2 separate regions of the Homo sapiens genome follow, and region 2 is linked to region 1. A link is a contact called in ENCODE Hi-C data. All regions are on one chromosome and are shown on one strand. Each heading gives the region's core, a stretch centred on a gene start or an enhancer-like site at or near the end of the contact. The rest is flanking DNA. Distances are from core to core; before and after follow the strand shown. Region 1 holds the start of MAGEE1 (MAGE family member E1). Region 2 has its middle 130 kb from the start of POU3F4.

What was found. Hi-C counts contacts between places; a loop is a spot of excess contacts on that map. Pooled maps may share reads with other maps.
Region 2: a pooled map shows a loop between it and region 1 (4-fold over the local background). The contact joins the enhancer-like site here to the promoter of MAGEE1 in region 1. A Hi-C loop is called at or near these places in 3 of 50 pooled maps.

What each region holds. Positions count from the first base shown.
Region 1 is chrX:76,425,803-76,432,200 of GRCh38, reverse strand. MAGEE1 (MAGE family member E1) reads right to left here and starts at 4,491. Exons shown (of 1, transcript NM_020932.3): 1 at 859-4,491. The coding sequence starts at 4,270. The coding sequence ends at 1,397. RefSeq lists enhancers at 3,634-3,763, 4,234-4,443.
Region 2 is chrX:83,630,516-83,637,368 of GRCh38, reverse strand. No RefSeq gene overlaps it. Among named protein-coding and RNA genes, the nearest start is that of POU3F4, 130 kb to the right of the region's middle. RefSeq lists an enhancer at 2,008-2,357. Within about 2 kb of position 2,193, at least 6 of the 41 ENCODE cell types and tissues checked have a DNase peak (open chromatin) inside an H3K27ac peak, as active enhancers do.

The DNA of each region.
Region 1 (6,398 bases), core at 3,242-5,741:
ACAGACAGCCCATGAAAGGGATGTAAAATGAGCCCAAAATTTTGTTGTTGTAAGCCTCTGAGATTTGGGTATTTTTTAAAAACCCACAGCATAACTTAGAGAAAGCTGGCTCATGTATCTTATTGAAACCATTGATGACACAATATATCCTGCTCTCTGGCCTTACATCTTTGACTTTTTTTCCTACCAGCACACATAAAGACTGAAATCCAGCCTTGAATCAGTTTAATTCATGATTGTATTAGGGACCCCATCTTGGCTGGGCACGGTGGCTCACGCCTGTAATCTCAGCACTTTGGGAGGCTGAGGTGGACAGATCACGAGGTCAGGAGTTTGAGACCAGCCTGGCCAAAATAGTGAAACCCCGTCTCTACTAAAAATACAAAAATTAGCTGGGTGTGATGGCACTTGCCTGTAGTCCCAGCTACTCTGGAGGCTGAGGCAGGAGAATTTCTTGAACCCAGGAGGCAGAGGTTGCAGTGAGCCGAGATCATGCCACTGCACTCTAGCCTGGGCAACAGAGCGAGACTCTGTCTCAAAAAAAAAAAAAAAAAAAAAGACCCCATCTTGTCCCCACCCCACATACCCAACAGCTTCCTTAAGGACCACCCTGAACACCCCAGGAATTGGTCAGTTGTGCCTCTTTTTAACTACCATAGCACTCTCTATTTTTCTATTGTAGCACATAGTACACCATAATAAATTGGTGATTTAAATGACCTCCCCCTGTACCCTATCCAGCCTCTGAATTCTTGGGCAGGTACTATATCTTGTAAACTTTTATACTTCTATAACTAGGGCACACCACTGTGCTCACTGTATGAAAGCAGTTGAATAAGTCAGTGTATTAGCATTATGTTTCATTTATTAATCTTTTATTTTTCATTACATTTTAGTACAGCAAAGCAAATACAGGTAAACATCAGTATTCTTCATACAATAGCAGACAGAAAGGGAAGCCAGCCACAATTTAGAGTGCCTTTTCAGTTGTTGTTATATTTGTTTGTTAGTTTATCACTTTAAGCTAGATTATTTTACTGGCGAATTTTTTTCAAGCTTTCAAGGAAAAGCCTATATCTATAGCTATATGCTATATTCTTTTCTAGATAATGCAACAAGATGGAAAGATTTCCAAAACATTTTATAGAGCTATCAAAACTCATACCAAAATACAACAGAGACAGCAAGTGGTCAATCACATTTACCCAATCAGACAATATATTAAAACAGTTGAAACATTTCCAGACACCACACCAGAACTAAATATGAAAAGACATAAATATAACTGGAACACAAATACCAAATACAATATGTACCCACCCCCACCCCCCAATACATGAGAACTGAGGCTCAAAGGCCCCTCCTTGCAAGGCCCCTCTGACTGCCATGCATTCCTCTACCTGAAGTTGTGAACAAAGATTTGCCTGTGCCCAACATCAGCTCTATTGGCCTCATCTTCCATTGCCTCCCTGTACTGCTGTGGCCAGTCCTGTGGTTCCTTTCTGTGGATTCTGGCCACATATCGCAAGGCTTTCATCTTAGAGGTTTCCAAACGGGCTCTAGGACCCCATACAAACTCATATTGCACTGGATCACTGTCAGGAACCCGTAAACTGTCTATATAGCGCTGACTCAAGTATCTGCAGGTAATCACATGCTTTCTCCCAGCTTGAACCCCTAAGCCCCGCAGAAAGGCCCAGACTGCAGACTCCCTGGCATGGTTGCCCATAATAAAGATGAAGCTTAGGACCTGCATCAAAAAGTTGTTGCCAGGCCTGTTTGGACTGTCTACGATCTCCTCAGTTTCTTCCATCTCCCTTCGGTTGTACAGAGTATAGGAGTGATTCCTGGGATCAAGTACCACTAGTTCTGTCCCATAGACATGGTTCAGGGTGCGGGCAGCACGATTCAGGAGGTCAGGGAACACTTTGCTGCACTCTCGGCCAATGTAGTACAGAATTCCTTTCTTTGGTATAGGCAGCTTAGTTGAATCCATAAGCAGAAATAACTGCACCAGCTTCCTTGCCTTGCTCTCCAATCTTGACTCAGGCCATGAATGTGGGGCATATTTTGAGGAATAGCTGGAAACCTCTGAATCAGGGGATGGTACCTCTGCAGCAGCTTCCTCAAAAAAGGGCCTCCTAAAGTGAGGGAGAGCCTGCCAACCCTCAGCAAAGGCTCTGGCAGCATCTTCTTCCAGAGCTTCGTTGTATTTCTCTGGCCAATCCATAGGATCTTTGTTATATATTTTCGCCATGAACTTCAGAATTTTCATCTTGGTGGTTTCTAGGTGGGATCTTGGGCCCCAGAAAAACTCATACTCCACTGGTTTACAGTCAGTTACTGGCCTGTAGTCTAAGTAACGCTGCCATACAAACTCCACAGACAGAAGTCTCTTTGGGTTCCCAAAAATGGAAAGCCTCCTTTCCCGCTGCACCCCCATCCTCCAGAGCATTTCCCAAATCTCAGCCTCCTTGGCTTGGTTGCCATTCAGGAATATTTGGCCTAGAATCATCATCAGGAGGCCCATCTTTGGCCCATTTGGGCTCTCTTCTAACCCTTCAAAGGGCACAGGTCCCAGTTTGTTTAACAGAATGTAGGTGTGTGCCTCAGGGTCAAGTTCTCTCAATTCAAACCTAAAAATGCACTCCAGGTGGGCTGCTGCTCGCCTGAGTATCTCAGGAAACTGGTTGCGATATTCTTTAACAATATATTCCCGCATTTCAGACTCCCGGATAGGGTACTTGCTCTGATCCTTCACCAGCAGGAACTGCAACAGCTCAGCTACGTTCTGTTCCATAGGGTCTTGGGGCTTCAGGGTAATTGCAACCCGGGAAGTATTGAGGCCCATAATACTAATGGAGTTGGGGCTCTCACAGTCTCTCAGGACCTCGAATTCTATAGGGCCTTCTGCACCCTTAGGACCCTCAGAATCTGAGTCCACGGAGGCCTTGGTTACCCTAGGGCTTGGCAAAACAAGGGAACACTTGGAGGGGTTCCGGTCCACAGAAGCACTAGAGCTAAACAATGTGCTCGGGCCCTCACCAGGGTTAGGCAGCACGGAGCTTCCCGGTCCGTCAGGGGCGGTGGGCTGCACTAAGGTGCTTGCGCCCTCACCAGGAGTGGGCGGCACGGAGGTGTCCGATCCATCAGAGGCGGTGGGCGGCACAGAGGTGCTCAGTCCCTCACCGGGGATTGGCAGTACGGAAGTGCTTGGTCCCTCACCGGGAGTGGGCGGCACGGAGGTGCTCAACTCCTCAGTGGCGGTGGGCGGCACGGAGGTGCTCAGTCCCCCACCAGGGGTGGGCGGCACGGAGGTGCTCGATCCCTCACCAGCAGTGGGCTGCACGGAGGTGCTCAGGCCCTCGGTGGCGGTGGGGGGCACGGAGGTGCTTGATCCCTTACCGCGGGTGGGCACCAAGGAGATGCTTTGTCCGTCAGAGGCGGCGGGCAGCACGGAGGTGCTCGGTCCCTCACCAGGAGTGGCCGGCACGGAGGTGCTCGGTCCCTCATCACGGGTGGGTGGCACGGGGGTGCTTAGGCCCTCAGTGGCGGTGGGCGGCACGGAGGTGCTCGGTCCCTCATCAGGAGTGGCCTGCACGGAGGTGCTCAGGCCCTCAGTGGCGGCGAGCGGCACGGAGGTGCCTGGTCCCTCACCAGGTGTAGGCAGCACGGAGGTGCTTGGTCCCTCATCAGGGGTGGGCACCACGGAGGTGCTTGGTCCCTCATAGGCTGTGGGCGGCACGGAGGTGCTCGTTCCCTCACCAGGGGTGGGCGGCAGGGAGGTGCTCGGTACCTCAGAGGCGGTGGGCGGCACGGAGGTGCTAGGTTCCTCAGAGGAAGTGGGCGGCCTGGAGGTGTTCCGGCCCTCAGAGGCGGCAAGCGTCACAGAGGTGCACAGCCCCTTAGAGATGGTGGGAGGCCCGGAGGTGCTTAGGCCCTCACTGGGGGTGGGCAGCACGGAGGTGCCAGGTCCCTCAGAGATGGTGGGCTGCCCGGAGGCGCTTGAGGCCTCAGAGATGGTGGGCGGCACAAAGGTGCTTGGGCCCTCAGCGGAGGTGGGCAGAACGGAGGTGCTTGGGCCCTCAGAGGCGCAGAGGCCCTGGAGGATCTGGGAATCGCTGGGACCCTGGGGGACGTCTGAGCCTGGCACATCAGCGGGGAGACCGGGGGCATTAGGGGCCTGCATTTCGCCCCAGCTGCTGTTGTGCGCAGTAGCCTTTGCAACGCGGCGGCGGCGGCGGCGCGAATTCTGGCTTACCAGAGACATGGTCCTGCCCACCGGCGTTGGCGTGTAGGAGCAGACACCGACAGGCCCGCGATCTGGCAGAGAGGACGGGAGGTGTGTAGGTGCCTCGGCACAAAACTGCCGCTAGCGGTAATGATGTTGCTGCTGCTGCCAGAACCAAAGTTCCAAGCAACTGCTGAAGCTGAAATTAGAGGTGGTGAAAAAGGCAGGCACTGGCCAGCAGTGAATGCTAGTCTCACTGTACTCTGCTTCTCACACCCCGCCCTCTGCCGCAGTCCGCGCAGGCGCAGACTGGCTCTGCGGCAAGGCGAAATCGCCCCGCCCCGCCCCTCCCCTGGGCCTGAGAAAGTGGATGCGGTGGTTCTGCACCAAAGGAGAGCACTAGCAGAAGGGAAACTTTGGTAGGGTGAAGCAAGGAGCTTAGAGTAGATGCATTAGGGAGTAAAAATGGAAATAATAATAAATACTTCTCAGATTTAGGGTACGATTGGAGGGCTTCTACACAGAGTGCCAGGCACTTAATAGATTCTCAAAATTGGTAAATATCATTGAGATTTGCAGTTTTCCCGAAGCTGTTTCAAAGAAAATGTGCATTGTCTCTGGAAGGGTAGAACCCCCATCCCTGACCATGTCTCTTCTATCACTTTCTCCATTTATGTGTCTAACTCCTCCCCTAATGTTGTGAGCTAGAAAGAACTCTTTCCTAGAGGGTCTGAATGCCTGAAATTTAGTACCAATTAGGGAGCTTCGAACACGCTTGAAAAGCCCAACATTCCCAGCCCAAACTTTCCCAGTCACCCAGGCTTTAGTGGGAAAGCCACTAAAACTCTTGAAAATTTGTTTAATTCTTTCACTCCACAATCACCTGCTCATTTAATAGAGCTTTTGTGAAAGTCAGTTGAGATACCGAGTGTTAAGGGATGTGTTACCTGCTCTGTTTTGCTCTATTACTCTAGCACTTTTGAGCAGATCCAACCCTGATCCCTTTATTCATTCACTCAACAAACACTGGTCATCTATCCCGAAGTTACAGTTAATCTCTTTGTCATCAAGGAGCACCCGATGTAAAAATGGGAGTCAGAGAAAAAGTAAAGCTAAATTTTCTAGAAGTTTGTAAAGAATGCAGGGGATGGCAGGGTCAGTTCTACCTGTAGATGCAGAAAAGGCTTCATAAAAGAGGAGATGTTTAAAAAGATGAGTGGGTAGATATTTACCAAAAGGACAAGGATGAGAAAATCATTCCAACTGAGAGTAGCACGGCAGCAGTGAGTAAGAAAGAAAACACTGAAGAGGACGGGCAGGCTGTTTTTAGAAGTAGGGGAGAGAGAGAGAGGAAGAGAGATAGAGGGAAAACACTAACTTTCTGACACTCACACAACCACTACAATTCAGCTTACCACTATTGACCCTTTATTGATATGTTTATATCTTGCTGCAAACATTTATTATATGTTGTCTTTCTTTATATCTTCTCAAAAATCTGGGAGTATACTTTTGTCTTTTTTTCTTTTTTTTTATACTTTAAGTTTTGGGGTACATGTGCAGAATGTGCAGATTTGTTACCTAGGTATACACGTGCCATGGTGGTTTGCTGCACCCATCAACCCATCATCTACATTAGGTATTTCTCCTAATGCTATCCCTCCCCTATCTCCCCACCTCTTGACAGGCCCTGGTGTGTGATGTTCCCCTCCCTGTGTCCATGTGTTGTAATTGTTCAATTCCCACTTATGAGTGAGAACGTGTGGTGTTTGGTTTCCTGTTCTTGTGTTAATTTTCTGAGAATGATGGTTTCCAGCTTCATCCATGCCCCTGCAAAGGACATGAACTCATCCTTTTTTATTGCATAGTATTCCATGGTGTATATGTGCCATGTTTTCTTTATCCAGTCTGTCATTGATGGGCATTTGGGTTGGTTCCAATACTTTTTTTTAATACGTCTTTAGGAAAGGGAAAATAACTGGCTACAGTCACAATGTGTCACCATCTCTGTCTCCAATTGGAGAAGCAATCCCTTATATGAATAACCAGTTTCGGTTCTGTGAAGTCCAATGCAGTTTTTATGCCTGGGGCCTATTCAGAATGGGAGGCACAAAAAAACCTAAGATATTTCTAAGCTTTAGCAACAGATATTCCTAACCTAGGGTAC
Region 2 (6,853 bases), core at 944-3,443, 7.2 Mb before region 1:
AATGATAAAATAAACAGCTGTGTTACAGCAGTCCTAGAAACAGTTTGTATTATTAATTCTAAATCAGCCTAGAGAGTCATTGAGGTTGAATAAGAATGACAAATGTCAGTGCATCATGAAGAACAAATGAAAAGGGACAAATGCTATAGCAGACCTCAGGTGTGGGCTGCTTTGGGAGTGGCATTCTCATGTAGACATTCTTATTTGGATCATACGTAATCCACACATGAAGGCATAAAATATTTTGACAGCAAAATTCCAGTGTGCCAGCAAGTGTGCAATTTGAACCCCAGCAGCTTCTTAGGAACACGTATTAAGTTGGTGCAAAAGTGACCGCAGTTCCTGTCATTACTTTTAATAACAACTATCTCATAAAGGTGTTTTGAAGGTTAAATATTAAAGTGCCTGTAATAGTACCTGATACACAATGTACGTGGTTTTAATGGCAAAAACCACAATTACTTTTGCATCCACCTAAAGAGGGGGGATTCATTTGACAGTGAAACATTGAAGTAACTGTAGATTAAGTGACTTCTCTCAATTATTCAGTGGGAGATTCTTCCAGATAGCATTCAAATTAGAAATTATTTTATTTCTGTTCAAAGTCAGACACATTTATATAACAGCAGTGCAAACAGATATATTTGTAGAATTACATTTACTTATATATGCTTATATACAATATTATATGCATTTCATCATTATAATGTCATTCTGTTACATGTTAAAAGTTTTGAGTGGCGTGTGTATGCGTATGTGTGTGTGTATGTATCTTTTTTTGTACACTGTGAAAACTCACATACTCCAGGAGAGGGGATCACAGTTTAAGATCTTAATTAGCAACCACCCAAATTAGTAGTGCATCTTTCAGCTGAAGGGATGAGGGAGGGAACATTTAGGAGTAGGTTGAAGATAGACAACAAAGATAGGAAAAAATTTGGTTACATCTTTATCTAAGAACATTCCTGAAAGCGATAATATAGGTGAGAGAATACTAAGCAACTTGGTGAGCCCCAGGTAATCTTTCAACACACACTGACATTTTTTACTTCTCTTCAGTTACACCCTGCAGAAAGCACAATACGAACACTGGGTTGCCAGGAGTTGGTTTGCCTTGATCTTTGGGGTTGGGAGAACTGCAAAGAGTTGAAGTGGTTTAGACATTTTTAGAATTTTCTGGAATGCATTCTTCAGATCCTCATTGTAATAATGCCCCTGAGAAGATTTCCAGCATATAAACTCTACTCTAGACCAGAAGCTTTATTTAATAATTATAGATGTGTTTGTCTGAATATGGAATCATTTGTATCTTGCCTGGTTGCAATAAGCTGTTAATCATCTCCTCTCCCAGTAACATTAATAATGGTCGTACATTGTGTATTAGGTACTATTGTAGGTACTTTATATTTAACCTTCAAAACGCCTTTATGAGATACATGTTATTATTTTCATTTTACAAAAACATTGAGAATTTATGGAACAAGACAAGGATACCCACTCTAGCCACTCCTACTCAATACAGTTAACCAGGGAGATGAAAGATCTCCGTGAAAATAATTACAAAATACTGTTGAAAGAAATTAAAGATGACACAAAGAAGTGGAAAAATAGTCCATTGTGGGCAGCAAGCCACCCAGGTGCCAAGGCAAGAGACCGAGGACACAAGCTGTTCCAATATAATAAAGAAAATATATAAAATAAGAATAGTTATACTAGAAATAGATTATAGATAGATATGATGATATATGAACATTATTAATCATCAGTTTATAGCATTACCCTTTATTCCAATATTATAATAATCTTTTCTCTACAATTATAACCTAGGAAAAACCAGGCCATAAAGAGATAGGAGCTGAAGGGGCAAGGTGAGAAGTGACCAGAAGACGTGTGAGCCCTCTGTCATGCCCGAACAGGGCCGCTAGAGGGCTCCTTGGTATAGCGGTAACGCCAGTGCCTGGGAAGGCAACCGTTACTTAGCTGATCTTGGTCTAGCAGTAGCGTCAGTGCCTAGGGAAGGCACTCATTACTTAGCAGACCTCCCCAGGAGAGTTAGAGAAGACTCTGCTCCACCACCTCTTGTGGAAGGCTTGACGTCAGTCATGCCCACCCACAGCCATCTGGAGGCCTAACCGTCTCTCTGTGATGCTGTGCTTCAGCGGTCACACTCCTGTTTCACTTTCATGTTCCATTCTGTACACCTGGCTCCGCCCTCTAGATAGCAGTAGCAGAATTAGTGAAAGTATTTAAGTCTTCAATCTTTCTGAGAAGAGCATAGAAGAAATAATGACGTAGGCTGTCCTCTCTCTCTCAGCCTCAGCTACCTAAAAGGGAAAGGCCCCCTGTCTGGTGGACACATGACTCACGTGACCTTACCAATCATTGGAGATGACTCACACTCCTTACCCTGCCCCTTTGGCCTTGTATACAATAAATAGCAGTGCAGTCAGGCATTCGGGGCCACTACTGGTCTCCGTGTCTTGGTGGTAGTGGTCCCCCAGGCCCAGCTGTCTTTTCTTCTATCTCTTTGTCTTGTGTCTTTATTTCTACAATCTCTCATTTCCGCACAAGAGTAGAAAAACCCACAGACCCTGTAGGGCTGGTCCCTACAATCCATCCTCATGGATAGTAAGAATTAATATTGTTAAAATTGCCATACTGCCCAAAGAAATTTACAGATTCAATGCTATTCCTATCAAACTCCCAATGACTTTCTTCACAGAATTAGAGAAAATTATGCTAAAATTCATACAGGACCCAAAAAGAGCTTGAAGAGCCAAAGCATTCCTAAGAAAAAAAAACAAACCTAAAACATTACATTACCTGACTTCAAACCATGTTACAAGGCTACAGTAACTAAAATAGCATGATACTCATACATAAACAAACACATAAACCAATGGAACAAAAAAGGCCAGAAATAAAGCCACACAACTGCAACAATCTGATATTCAACAAAGTCAACAATAACAAGCAATGGATAAAGGATTCCCTATTCAATAAACGATGCTGGGATAACTGGCTAGCCATATGCAGAAGATTGAAACAGGACTACTTTCTTACACCATTTAAAAAATTAACTAAAGATATATGAAAGACTTTAATGTAAAATCTAAAATTACAAAAACCCTTGAAGAAAACCTGTGGTATACTATTCTGGACATAGGACCTGGCAAAGATTTCATGATGAAGATGCTAAAAACAATTGCAAAAAAAAAATTGACAAATAGGACATAATTAAACTAAACAGCTTCTGCACAGCAAAAAAAAAAAGTCATCAACAAAGTAAACAGACAACATACAGAATGGGAGAAAATACTTGCATAATATTCCTCTGACAAAAGTCTAATATGCAGAATCTATAAGGAACTTAAACAGATTAGCAAGCAAAAACCATGCAACCCCATTAAAAAGAGGACAAAGGAAATTAACAAACACTTCCCAAAAGAAGACACACACACACAGCCAACAAGCATGTGAAAAAAATGCCCAACATCACTAATTACTGGAGAAATGCAAATCAAAACCACAATGAGACACCATCTCACACCAGTAAGAATGGCTATTATTAAAGAGTCAAAAATAACAGATGCTGGCATGGTTTTGGAGAAAACGGAACGTTTGTACACTGCTGATGGGAATGTAAATTAGTCCAGTCATTGGGAAAAGCAATTTGGCAATTTCTCAAAGAACTTAAAAAAGAACTACCATTCAACCTGGCAATCCCATTATTGAATATATACCTAAAGGAATATAAATCGTTCTACCATAACAACACATGAACACGTATGTTCAACAAGATGATCTACCTGGCATTATGTTTACATATAATACTTGGTGTCACATACTGTTCCCAAATCAACGGCCTGGTAGAAAACAAAGTGTAACAAAATGGGATTGAAGCTGGCTGAATTTAGAGATGAGGTAGCCTTAGAAGTAAGTGTTAGAAAGTTTTCTTACAACCTGGGTTTTTGTGGGCCCACCTTCTTTTGTGGAGACAGTGAGGGAAATAGGTTTATTTCTTTCATTAAAACTGCACAGTCTATGAACATGTGAGAGCAATAACATTGGCTAACATCTATAGAGTACTCACTATGTATCAGCAGAGTCATCACATTGTCCAAATCTAAAAAGCATCATTCATGCTACATTCTATGTAAATGGCATCCCCTGAAATTGGGTTATTAATAGTACCGGGTGTCAGGCACTGTTCTAAACACTTTGCATATATTACCCCAATGTAATACTTATAACAACCCTAGGAGGTATGTACCATTATTATATCCACTGGACAGATGGAGGAACTGAGGTATAGAGAATATAAGTAACTAGGTCAAGGCTACATAGTAAGTGACAAAAAGTAGATTTAAATACAGCCTACTTAAATGTAGAGGCCATGATCATAACCACTACACAAACTGTCTCTACAAAGCTAGAAAAGAGTTTATGGATTTAGAAATGAAGAGATAGCAGTGGCTGGATGAAGAGCATCTGAATGAAGTTAGGAGGTAAAATGTATGCCAAAATTTTTTTTCACATTTGCTAAACCTGAGCCGCAAATTTGATTCTGAACTTTCGAGCTGTCAGTGCAGATGGAAACCCTATCAACTGTATGAGTTATAATATCTTAACAACAAATATTGTTACTAACATCAGATAACTAGTCTCTCATGAGATGTTTTCAAGAGGACATTGTGAGCAGTATCAACAAGACCTTGACAATAAATCCAGCAATTTGTTTCTTAAAGGCTGTTTCTAATAATTCCCCTTATTTTAATTCAATGCCTTAATGACAAAATGTCTGTAAAAGATATTATTGATCTATACTATGTCAAAATAAAGTTGCCCAGCAGTCCAGATTAACAATTCTCTGGTGACCTGGATTAAGCCAGAAATCGATTGTAAAGCATCCAAGGGGAAGTCCCCTTCAGGGACTTCACTATAAATATAAGCTTTTCAAATTAGATTTGGAAAGTGTTGAGCAGCAATAAATGCCAGGTTATTCTGTGTTAGAATCTGGCCTTTCTTTCCCTTCCTTCCTTCCTTCCTTCATTCCTACCTTCCTTCCTTCCTTCCTCTTTCTCTCTTTCTTTCTTTCTTTCTTTTCTTCTTTCTTTCTTTCATTTCTTTTTTCTTTCTCTCTCTTTTCCTGAAGGTCTCACTCTGTCACTCAGGCTGGAGTGCAGTGTAGCCATAGCTCACTAAAACTTCAAACATCTAGGCTCAAGTCATACTCCCACCTCAACATCCTGAGTAACTAAAACTACAGTTGCATGCCACCATCCCTGGCTATTTTTTATTTTATTTTATTTTGTTTTATTTCATTTTTGTAGAGACACAGTCTCACTATGGTTCCCTGGTTGGTCTTAAACTACTTGCCTCAGATTATGCCAAGATGGCTGACTAGACTCAGCAAGGTGGAACAACTGCCAGGGAGGGATCCAGACTACTAGCATACTTCTAACAAATCTTCAGAGGGAAGGCACCAAGATGGAGGGAAGTCGTAGAAGCTGGGCTGAACGGGCAGGAATATGGGAACTCTACACGGGGCTATTGTGCACCTGGACTCATTTCCTGCCCCCCCCATTGGATTCAGGGGAATAGGTGAGTTGAATTAGCAAGGAACAACGCATTCTCACCATTGGCCTCTGGAACTCCAGCAGGAGGAGATACTTCGACCACTATGGACACTCGAGTGGCAGAGATTGCTGCTTAGAGAAATGGTAGGGGCAGCATAGAGGCTGATGTGGAGCACAGAGAGATTAGTGTGAGAGCATCTCTAGCAGAGCACATCCAGAGACGGCCATGACCCTAGGCTTGACTTGTCCCCATAGGAGACTTTAGCCCTAGGGGAACTGTCAATCCTGAACTCTGCAGGGTGGTCTTACCCATCAGATGTGGCCAATCTGACCTGAGCACTACTTGGTCTGCTGGCCTCTACAGGGGTCGCTGGCTGGCCACAACTGCTTGTGGGGCAGTTTTGGGTGCCCTGAGGAATCACATAATAGCTTCTGTGCTGGTGGACTGTGCTTATCCAGTGAAGAGCTCCAGTAAGGTGGCCTCCATGGTCATGCACCAGCCTGCATGCTCCCTCCCACTCACTACAGCTTCCCCTAGACCCATGGCAACTACTCACATCACTTTTCAGGTCCATGTCTGCATAGGTGGATTTTGCTTTTTTTGCCCCGCCAGTGTGCTAGGGTGCATGCACCCTTCCCTGCTACTACTGTGGTGGGAGTGTAGACACCCCTTGTACCCCTGCTAACTGCCATTACAGATGGAGACTAGGCAGGAAAAGAGCCAACCAGCCCCACCTCCACCAGCACCCCACCCTTGCACTAACACTGCCTTGGAAGTGAAATAAGGTGCAGAGAACAGTAGATACTCCCCTATCCTGAGTGACCACTCCACTTTGTGACACACAGAGAAGGCATACAGACCTGGGCCTGCCAACACCGAGCCCCTGAGCGAAGGCCACCACCAGCGGGACTGCACAGTCATTAGCAGGGACCCCTCCATACTCCCACCCATGAGATGCATTGCCTCCACCACTGTGGCGAATGCCTGCATGGAAGCAAGCACCCAACCACCCGCTAGCACCCCGCAGCAGCTGATGAGTGTGCACCACACCATACTGCTGGCATGTATGAATAAGGATAGATCCCACTGTTCACAGTACTATGAAATGCTTTGGCTGACAAGACTCATCGAAGGGTAGTGACCAGGGGGTCTGGGAGCAACTTTATTTTCCTTAACCCAGTACAGTGGGTTTCTAACCTCAAGGAGCCAGGATAAAAAAAGTCAGGCCCAGTACAAGTCCCTCAGTGTTAGAGCACACAATCCAGGAGTTGGG